2 separate regions of the Homo sapiens genome follow, and region 1 is linked to region 2. Evidence: read pairs that join two places in POLR2A ChIA-PET (ENCODE). Cell type or tissue: A673. All regions are shown on one strand. Links, peaks and the distances in the headings refer to the core of each region. The heading gives the core; the rest is flanking DNA. Region 1 has its middle 19 kb from the start of PXDC1. Region 2 overlaps SLC22A23 (solute carrier family 22 member 23).

Region 1 (4,390 bases), core at 162-4,161, 430 kb before region 2:
CCTAACGGTGATAGTTCTTAAAACGCAGTGTATCTGGAGTTTGTTCCTTCTAACATTCAGATGTGTTGGACAGTTTTTTCCTTCTGGTGGGTTCGTGGTCTCCCTGACTCAGGAGCAAAGCTGCACACATTTACGCATGAGTACCACAGCTCTTAAAGGGAACATGTCTGCAGTTGTTCTTCCTGGTGGGTTTAGTAAGCTCCCTGGCATCAAATATAAAGCTACAGATTTTCATGGTGGGTATCATACCTCATAAAAGCAGTATAGCCACAGAAAGTAAGCAGCAAGAACTTATTACAAACAGCAAAATAACAAAGCCACCACACTGCATACATAACACCAAGGAGACTCACAACTAGCAGCTCCGGCAGCCTGCTTTTATTCTCTTATCTGGCCCCACCCACATCCTGCTGATTGGCCCATTTTACTGAGAGCCGATTGGTCTGTTTTACAGAGAGCTGATTGGTCCGTCTTGACAGGGTGCTGATTGGTGCCTTTACAATCCCTGAGCTAGACACAAAAGTTCGCCACCTCCCCACTAGATTAGCTAGATACAGTGTCAATTGGTGCATTCACAAACCCTGAGCTAGACACAGAGTGCTGATTGGTGCATTCACAAACCTTGAGCTAGACACAGAGTGCTGATTGGTGTATTCACAATCCCTAGCTAGACATAAAGATTCTCCAAGTCCCCACCAGATTAGCTAGATACAGAGTGCCGACTCGTGCATCCACAAACCCTGAGCTAGACACAGGGTGCTGATTGGTGTGTTCACAAACCTTGAGCTAGACACAGAGTGCTGATTGGTGCACTCACAATCCCTTAGCTAGACACAAAGGTTCTCCAAGTCCCTACTAGACTCAGGAGCCCAGCTGGCCTCACCCAGTGGATCTCGCACCGGGGCGCAGGTGGAGCTGCCCTCCAGTCCCGCGCCGTGCGCCCACACTCCCTCAGCCCTTGGGCGGTCGGTGGGACCGGGCACCGTGGAGCAGGGTGCGGTGCTCGTCGGGGAGGTTCAGGCCACGCGGGAGCCCGCGGCGGGGCGGGGACTCAGGCATGGCGGGCTGCAGGTCCTGAGCCCTGCCCCGCGGGGAGGGCGCTAAGGCCCGGCGAGTAGTCGAGCACAGCAGCTGCTGGCCCAGGTGCTAAGCCCCTCACTGCCCGGGGCTTGCGGGCCAGCCAGCCGCTCCGAGTGCGGGCCCGCAAAGCCCACGCCCACCCGGAACTCTAGCTGGCCCGCAAGCGCCGCGCGCAGTCCCAGTTCCCGCCCGTGCCTCTCCCTCCACACTTCCCCGCAAGCCGAGGGAGCCGGCTCTGGCCTCGGCCAGCCTAGAGAAGGGCTCCCACGGTGCAGCGGCGGGCTGAAGGACTTCTCAAGCGCGGCCAGAATGGGCGCCGAGGCCGAGGAGGCACCGAGAGCGAGAGAAGGCTGCGGGGGCTGCCAACACGCCGTCACCTCTCACTAGGGGCAGAAAGAAGCCGGAATAGCATGTTTGCTGGCAGGGGAAGGAACTGGCTAGGTAGAAGGAGGCCAGATCTGAACGTAGTCCTGCCCTGGAAGATCCTAGAAAGCTGGGGTAAAGACAAGAAAGCCAAAAGGGATGAAGGTTTAGGCGAGGCTTAAAGATGCAATGCAGTAGACCCAATTACTTCTCTCAGATGTGTCTCTTATTATGTGACCTTGGAAAGCTACTGACCTCAGGTTCCTTGTCTGTATAATGGGGATTTAAAAAAATCCATGTCCTCAGATTGCCATAAGGATTAAGTAAAATCATCTAGGTAAGGTATTTAAACCCAAAGCAGCTAAACATAAACTGGGAACCCAAAGAGAGGCTGAGAATGGTTCTGAAGAGTGATTTTGGCTGTCTTTGACCTGTCTTACTGACATCATATTTTGTGAAACTACCTACCTGTATGTTTTCCTGTTCTTTTAGGGATGGACAATTTCTTCATAAATCCCACCAGTCTGGGATCCCATGTCATTTCACTAGGCTGGTCCTTCAATAATTAAACAGTCTCTCCAAGCCTGGAAATTATTATTTTTTTTGAGGTGGTCAAGTTGGAGCATTTAGTGAATAAGACTAGACAATGCTGTGTTTTTAACATAGTTTCTGCAGGATTTTCTGTGTGAAGATGATGTTCTAGAGAAAGGGAGTTTTATGTTGCCAACCTCTATTAAGTGCGCAAAGAAGTGAGGTTGGGGGTTGGGAGCTGCACATGCTGAGATCTTTGATTTAATTCTCACTGAAAGCAATCTTTAACATCTTTCCACGATGAAAATGTAATTGTTAGCTAGGCTTACAAATTGGAGGCACAATTCTAAAGACCATAGAATAACTCACTGGAAGCATGCAAGCTGGTAATGAGATTAGAGGCTCAACTCTGAGACATCACAGGGAATAAAATATATATTCAAATGCCCTCCTGTATCTTTCAGGAAGCCAGGGATGGGCTCCCAGTGCAAATAGATGTTATGCAAATACAGTGTGCATATATTAGAGAAGTGATGAAAAATAGAAAGTAATCTTGAGACCTCCCTTTTCCTTAAAGAAAAGATGTGGCTGTTTCTGAATTGCTCCCCTCCAAGGACGCCTCTGCCCCCTCTCCGCCTGGCTGGCTTTGCAGAGGTTGAAGGGAAGACCTGGGAAGACACATGCAAATGAACCCCGCCGGGCTGCTGGGCAACGAGGGTGCTCAAGATGCAAACTGAGCTGCAGCAATAAAGTCAAAAGGAGGAGAAAGAATGAAACGGTGGTTTTCATCTTTATCCCTTGTCGTTAGGCATGGTTCTTCTCAATCTATTGTTAGACTTGATTGTGTTTCCGTATCTCTACTTGCCTTTCAGACGCAATGCTCTTCACTGCTTAAAATGATTAGTATATTCCAGCAGCAATTCCTACAGCAGAAGTATGCCGCATGGTGGTAATTCTTTGTGTCAGAAGAATGAAATCGGGAGTTTGGGACATTCCTGTTCATAAAGTTACATATCCATGGGTTCTGTCTCCTTGATGATTTTTTCTCTCTAGTCTATATTCTGACTAAAATCCAGCATGAGAATTGTGTAAGCGAATTTCATAAGAAGAACATGAGTCATCTGCTATGAGAAATCCAATGTGCCATTTAAAATTTACTAGAAAGGTCTAAAACCAGTGCCTTTCAAATCGTGAACTCACCTGGGCTTGGTGGTGCGAGTCTGTCGTCCCAGTTACTCAGGAGGCTGAGGAGGGAGGATTGTTTGAGGCCACAGTGCACCATCAACATGTCTGGAAATAGCCATTGCACTCCAGTCTGGGCAACACAGGGAGATGTCATCTCTAAAAAAATGTTTTTTAATATTATGAACTCAATCTGTAAGTGAGCTCGTTACCATGAAGAAAGTTTCCCTTTAAATGGGTGAGGCTGGGCGCGGTAGCTCACGGTTGTAATCCCAGCAATTTCCGAGGCTGAGGCGGATGGATCACTGGAGGTTGGGAGTTTGAGGCCAGCCTGGCCAACATGGTGAAACGCTGTCTCTGTTAAAAATACAAAAATTAGCCAGGCGTGGTGGTGCATGACTGTGATCCCAGCTACTTTGGAGGCTGAGGCATGAGAATCACTTGAACCTGGAAGGTGGAGGTTGCAGTGAGCTGAGATGGCGCCACTGCACACCAGCCTGGGCGACAGAGCAAGACTGTCTCAAAAAAAAAAAAAAAGGGGGGGTGAGATTCTCAGCAAACTATCGCAAGGACAAAAATCCAAACACCGCATGTTCTCACTCATAGGTGGGAATTGAACAATGAGAACACATGGATGCAGGAGGGGGAACATCACACACCGGGGCCTGTTTTGGGGCGGGGGAATGGGGGAGGGAGAGCATTAGGAGAAATACCTAATGTTAAATGACGAGTTACTGGGTGCAGCACACCAACATGGCACATGTCTACACATGTAACTAACCTGCACGTTGTGCACATGTACCCTAAAACTTAAAGTATAATTTAAAAAATTTAAAAAAAAAAGGGTGAGAAAATGGGGAAAGTAACAAATGGTCTGATGTCTGGGTGTGACCCCAAACCTTATTTTCCAGGTAGCATTCTCTAGAAGGGATAGAAACCATGGCCACCTAGTGAGTGTTAGAGACACTGTGCAGAGCTCACATTGATCTCAGTCAGGGATGCAGTGGTGATTGCTGACAATATACCACTAAAATAATGGCAAAAACCGCAATTACTTTTGCACCAACCTATACAAACTTCTTCTACTTTGAAAACAAAACTGTGGTGGAATTAAATATTGATGTGTGAACTTATCAGCGATTACCAGATGATCAGTTTCTAGAATATCATCTTTCCTTTCCCACAGTTGCCAAGAGCCTGATGATTCATGATCTCTTAGGCTAACAAATCTAAA
Region 2 (4,390 bases), core at 255-4,254:
TTGATCGGAGGGAGGGCTTTCTGAGAAACCCTCTTTCCAATGAATCTCAAAACAGCTTCTGAGGTCATCTGTGACTCGGGCCAGCCTCTCAGCAACCTCTGTGTGAGGATTGTTTCTCTATATTAAATGCTGTATGTTCCGAATGTGTGTCCTTCAGAGCCAGGAGCTCACAGGAGCCATGTGACCCCTGACTTCACAGCAGGCCACCTTCAACCCTGTGAAGGGAGGGGAAGGTGCCATAGCAGGCATTGGTGATGGGAATGCCAAAGGTTATGTGTAACATGAGAGACCGGCCCCTCCTCATTCAACCTGATCCTGAAAGAAGGAGCATAAGCTTGAAGACATGAGTCCTTTAAATATCATTCCTGTAAACTCATATTGCCCTGGTTTCTGTTTTCCCAAATGGTAAATGTATCCTTTCCAGACAGATCCCATCAAAACCCACAAGTACCTAAGGACAGTCTCTCGGTTCTCATGTCTCTAGCACGTCATGCGGCTGCCCTTTTCCCAGTAGCCCCATCTGTTTTCCATAAGGGCCGCACTCTGTCACTTTATAAATTTGCTACGGCAATTGTCTCCTGCTTTTTCACATGGGACCTTGAAAATCGTTTTTGGCCTTTACACAAAGGATCGGTTACAAAGCTCCTCATACTGTGGTTAGAAATCGAGTCACTTTCCAAGTTGCCGTTCTTATGCAAGATGTTCCCAACTTTTGCAAGAATTATCAACTTTTACAAAAGTTCATTTATCTCATGGTTACCTGGAACTAAAGGGGCAATTTGTCATAGACTCTGCTGCGGTTACGTATGGGTCCCCAGGCCAGCCCACAGGGCTGTTTAAATGTGTCCCTGAATTATTATACTAACGTGCTGTTTGAAGGCCCTAGAGAGAATGTGACCGGCGGGCGTTTTACCTTATATCATCACTTTCTTTGACTCTGACAAACATTTCTTCCAGATAGTACCTCTTGCCATTCATAAGAGAGTCATAAGCATGTTAAGCCTCTTGCTCAATGTCATTCGTATAGCTGGTACTTGGAAAATGGAAATGCCAACCAATTTCAAAGCCCCTGCCCTTACCATTCCCTTCTCCAGGCCATCCCTCCTGGATAATACCGCTTTTGTGGGAGCGCTCTCTGGGCTAGGAAGCACCTCCCCTGTGGGGAGAGGAGAGGAGGGAAGCTGTATTCTCATGGACACATTTTTAATTTCATATGTTTACATAAGGAGGCTCAGATGTTCCTCAGCCATTATTGTTACAGGAAAGGGGCCCTGATCCAGACCCCAAGAGAGGATTCCTGGATCTCACCCAAGAAAGAGTTCGGGGCCAGTCCGCAGTGCAAAGTAAAAGCAAATTTATTAAGAAAGTAAAGGAATAAAAGAATGGCTACTCCATAGACAGAGCAGCCGCAAAAGCTGCTGGTTGCCCTTTTTTATGGTTATTTTTTGATGATATGCTAAACAAGGGGTGGATTATTCATGCCTCCCCTTTATAGACCACATAGGGTAACTTCCTGACGTTGCCATGGCATCTGTAAACCGTCATGGCGCTGCTGGGAGTGTAGCAGTGAGGACGACCAGAGGTCACTCTTGTGGCCATCTTGGGTTAGGTGTGTTTTGGCCGGCTCCTTTACTGCAACCTGTTTTATCAGTAAGGTCTTTATGACCTGCCTTTTGTGCCGACCTCCTGTCTCATCCTGTGACTTAGAATGCCTTAACCATCTGGGAATGCAGCCCAGTAGGTTTCAGCCTCATTTTACCCAGCTCCTGTTTAAGATGGAGTTGTTCTGGCTCACATGCCTCTGACATTATGAATTGGAAAGTGGAGGCTGTCACCCCAGGAGGGACAGGACCAGGGCTTGGGAACTCAGCTGCACCTGGGGAATGAACAGAAAACAAAAAGCTTTGTAACAAAGCTTGACAAAGTCTTTGAAGACAGATCACCATCTGTCTTCATCTAAGGCCTGTGTGCCTGGTGGTGGATTATCAGATTGGGGGTGGGGGAAAGCACACTGTTTTAATTTTTATTAAAGTTGGAAGAGGAGTTTTAAAGGATACGAAATCCTGATTGGTAGGAGGCTGACATGGATTTCAGCTGCAATGGCAATAATAGCCACAGAGCTATTGCATCACTTAAGAAATGACTGGCTCCTCCCTCCCCTCGACCCTGCTCTTCCCTCTGCAGCTCTGTGCTCTCCACACACACATCCTCTCTTCATCTGGCACCTCCACCAAATTGCTCAGGCTTCAGTCTTGGGGTTACTTTCTCCGTTGGGGCTTCCTGGGTACCTCCTTTGGACCTCTCTTGCTCCATGTTCCCCATCTGGTCAGTGTTGATGGAATAGTGGTTCTAGACTAGAAGGAGCTAATGTTCTCAGACAAGAGCAAGAAACCCCAAAGGTGACATCATCTTACATAATTAAACTCAGTGCTGCCACGTTTAATTCTGTATAGGCTTTTAAATCTCTAATAGCATTGTTCTCTTTATTACAAACATTATCACATAATTATGAAGTGGTAAAACTTTAAGGATGCAACTAAAAGGGAAGAAAAAATGTTTTCCTCTACCCTTTTAGGTTTAGAACCTGGGACCCTGCCAATAAAACTGACTAAAGACAGATTAAGGCCAGGCACAGTGGCTCACGCCTGTAATCCCAGCACTTTGGGAGGCCAAGGCGGGCAGGAGTTCAAGACCAGCCCGGCCAACATGGTGAAACCCTGTCTCCTAAAAACACAAAAATTAGCTGGGCATGGCGGCATGCGCCTGTAGTCCCAGCTAAGGAGGATGAGGCAGGAGAATCACTTGAACCCGGGAGGCGGAGGTTGCAGTGAGCGAAGATCATACCACTGCACTCCAGCCTGGGCAACAGAGTGAGACTCCGTCTCAAAAAATAAGAAATAAAGGCAGATTAACAGGAGAAAAGGCCATACTTGCACTTGATGTCAATATTTTAATTTTTACATGTACAGGGGAATCTCACAGAAGAAATGAAAGCCCAAGGAAATGGTTAAGCCTAAGAGCTTCTATACCATTTTAACAGAAAGCAATACATGATTTGAGAAATGACAAGACAAAGGAAAAGGCTTCGGGCTTCTAGGAGCAGTAAATTGTGGGACGGTAAATATATGGGGGAAACTGATGGAAGACGGGGCTATTTCGTGAGGTTTGTTTATGCAGATTCAAGTCGGTAGTGTCCCCAGTGGTGAGTCATCTCACTTCCTCTTGCTCCTGTGGGAGAAGGGAGGGAGTCTGGGGGTGACAACTTCACAAAGGGAAATTTGTGCCCTGCCTCTAAGCAGAAAGGTGGGTAGAGAGCTTTTCCTGCATCTGCTCTTTCTCCAATTGCCTTCAACTCAAAATAATCCTTATGCGAAAGTAGCATATTTGCATATTTCAAGATGACATACTCTGAGCCCCTTCACAACTTCCTGATCTTGTTCCACATTCCTTTCACGAATTGGAAAACCCAGGATCTGAGGGAGTCCTCGTGGATCACCAAGGCCGAGCCCAGCCTGTGGCCTCTGCGAGCCTGTCGCCACACCAGGCTGTCCTTGCCCTCGGTGGGGCCCGAGCACATGGTACACAGGAAAGACTTGCCCGGGTCCTTGCCCTGTTGCCTCTTGTTACCTTCCCACCAGGGCTCTGCAGGAGCCTGGGCTTGAAATCTAGCTCTTCCTTTTGCTAACTGCGTTTATGGGAGTCAATGAATTAGTTTTTCCCAAGCTTCAAATAAGAATGTTAACACTGGGGGCAGGACAAGGCAGGATTTAAAAAAAAAAAAAAAAAGGGAATTGTAACACTTAACACAGAGCTTGTTGTGCAGATGATAAAAGGCACTGTGCCCAGTACCTGGCACCTACAAGGCCTCCCTGAATACTCACCACTCTCCCCAGCAGCACCACTGGCAGCTCTGTAAATGGCACCTCCGCCTTAGGCACACATAGTCACTGAGTGCAACTGTGTGGGGTGGGCTGGCGATTTGCTCCAACAAACAGGCCTCCTGGCTCTCCTGTGGTTGAAGCAGCCCTGAGGAACTCTGCATTTGTGTTTAGCGCAGAGCCCTCAGAGGCTACATTCATGACGGATGCTCATGCCCTTGTGTAAATATGCTTAATAAAGCTAGTCTGCCAGGAGTGGTGGCTCACACCTGTAATTCCAGCACTTTGGGAGGCTGAGGTAGGAAGATTGTTTGAGCTCAGGAGTTCAAGACCAGCCTGGGCAATGTAGCAAGACCTTGTCTACTATAAATTTTAAAAATCAGCCAGGCATGGTGGCATGTGCCTGTAGTCTCAGCTATAGGGACGCTGAAGTGGGAGGCTGAAGTGGGAGGACCACTGGAGCCCAGGAGGTCAAGGCTGCAGTGAACTGTGATCACACCAGTGCACTCCAG

The links. ChIA-PET counts read pairs that join two places held together with the same protein. Peaks named below come from ENCODE experiments on the same cell type or tissue, not always from the same donor. Only the 100,000 strongest peaks of a DNase experiment are listed, where the experiment ranks them.
Region 1: POLR2A ChIA-PET joins it to region 2 with 5 read pairs; 1 of 35 experiments calls an interaction of 5 or more read pairs at or near these places.

Annotation. Positions count from the first base shown.
Region 1 is chr6:3,768,530-3,772,919 of GRCh38, reverse strand. No RefSeq gene overlaps it. Among named protein-coding and RNA genes, the nearest start is that of PXDC1, 19 kb to the right of the region's middle. RefSeq lists a silencer at 2,511-2,805. In A673, for the core only: no CTCF peak of the experiment used is centred there; a DNase peak (open chromatin) is centred at 2,389; H3K27ac peaks cover 921 bases.
Region 2 is chr6:3,336,843-3,341,232 of GRCh38, reverse strand. The region is part of intron 3 of SLC22A23 (solute carrier family 22 member 23); the gene reads left to right. Among named protein-coding and RNA genes, the nearest start is that of PSMG4, 80 kb to the right of the region's middle. RefSeq lists an enhancer at 1-45. In A673, for the core only: a CTCF peak has its summit at 3,251; DNase peaks (open chromatin) are centred at 2,162 and 3,242; H3K27ac peaks cover 3,735 bases.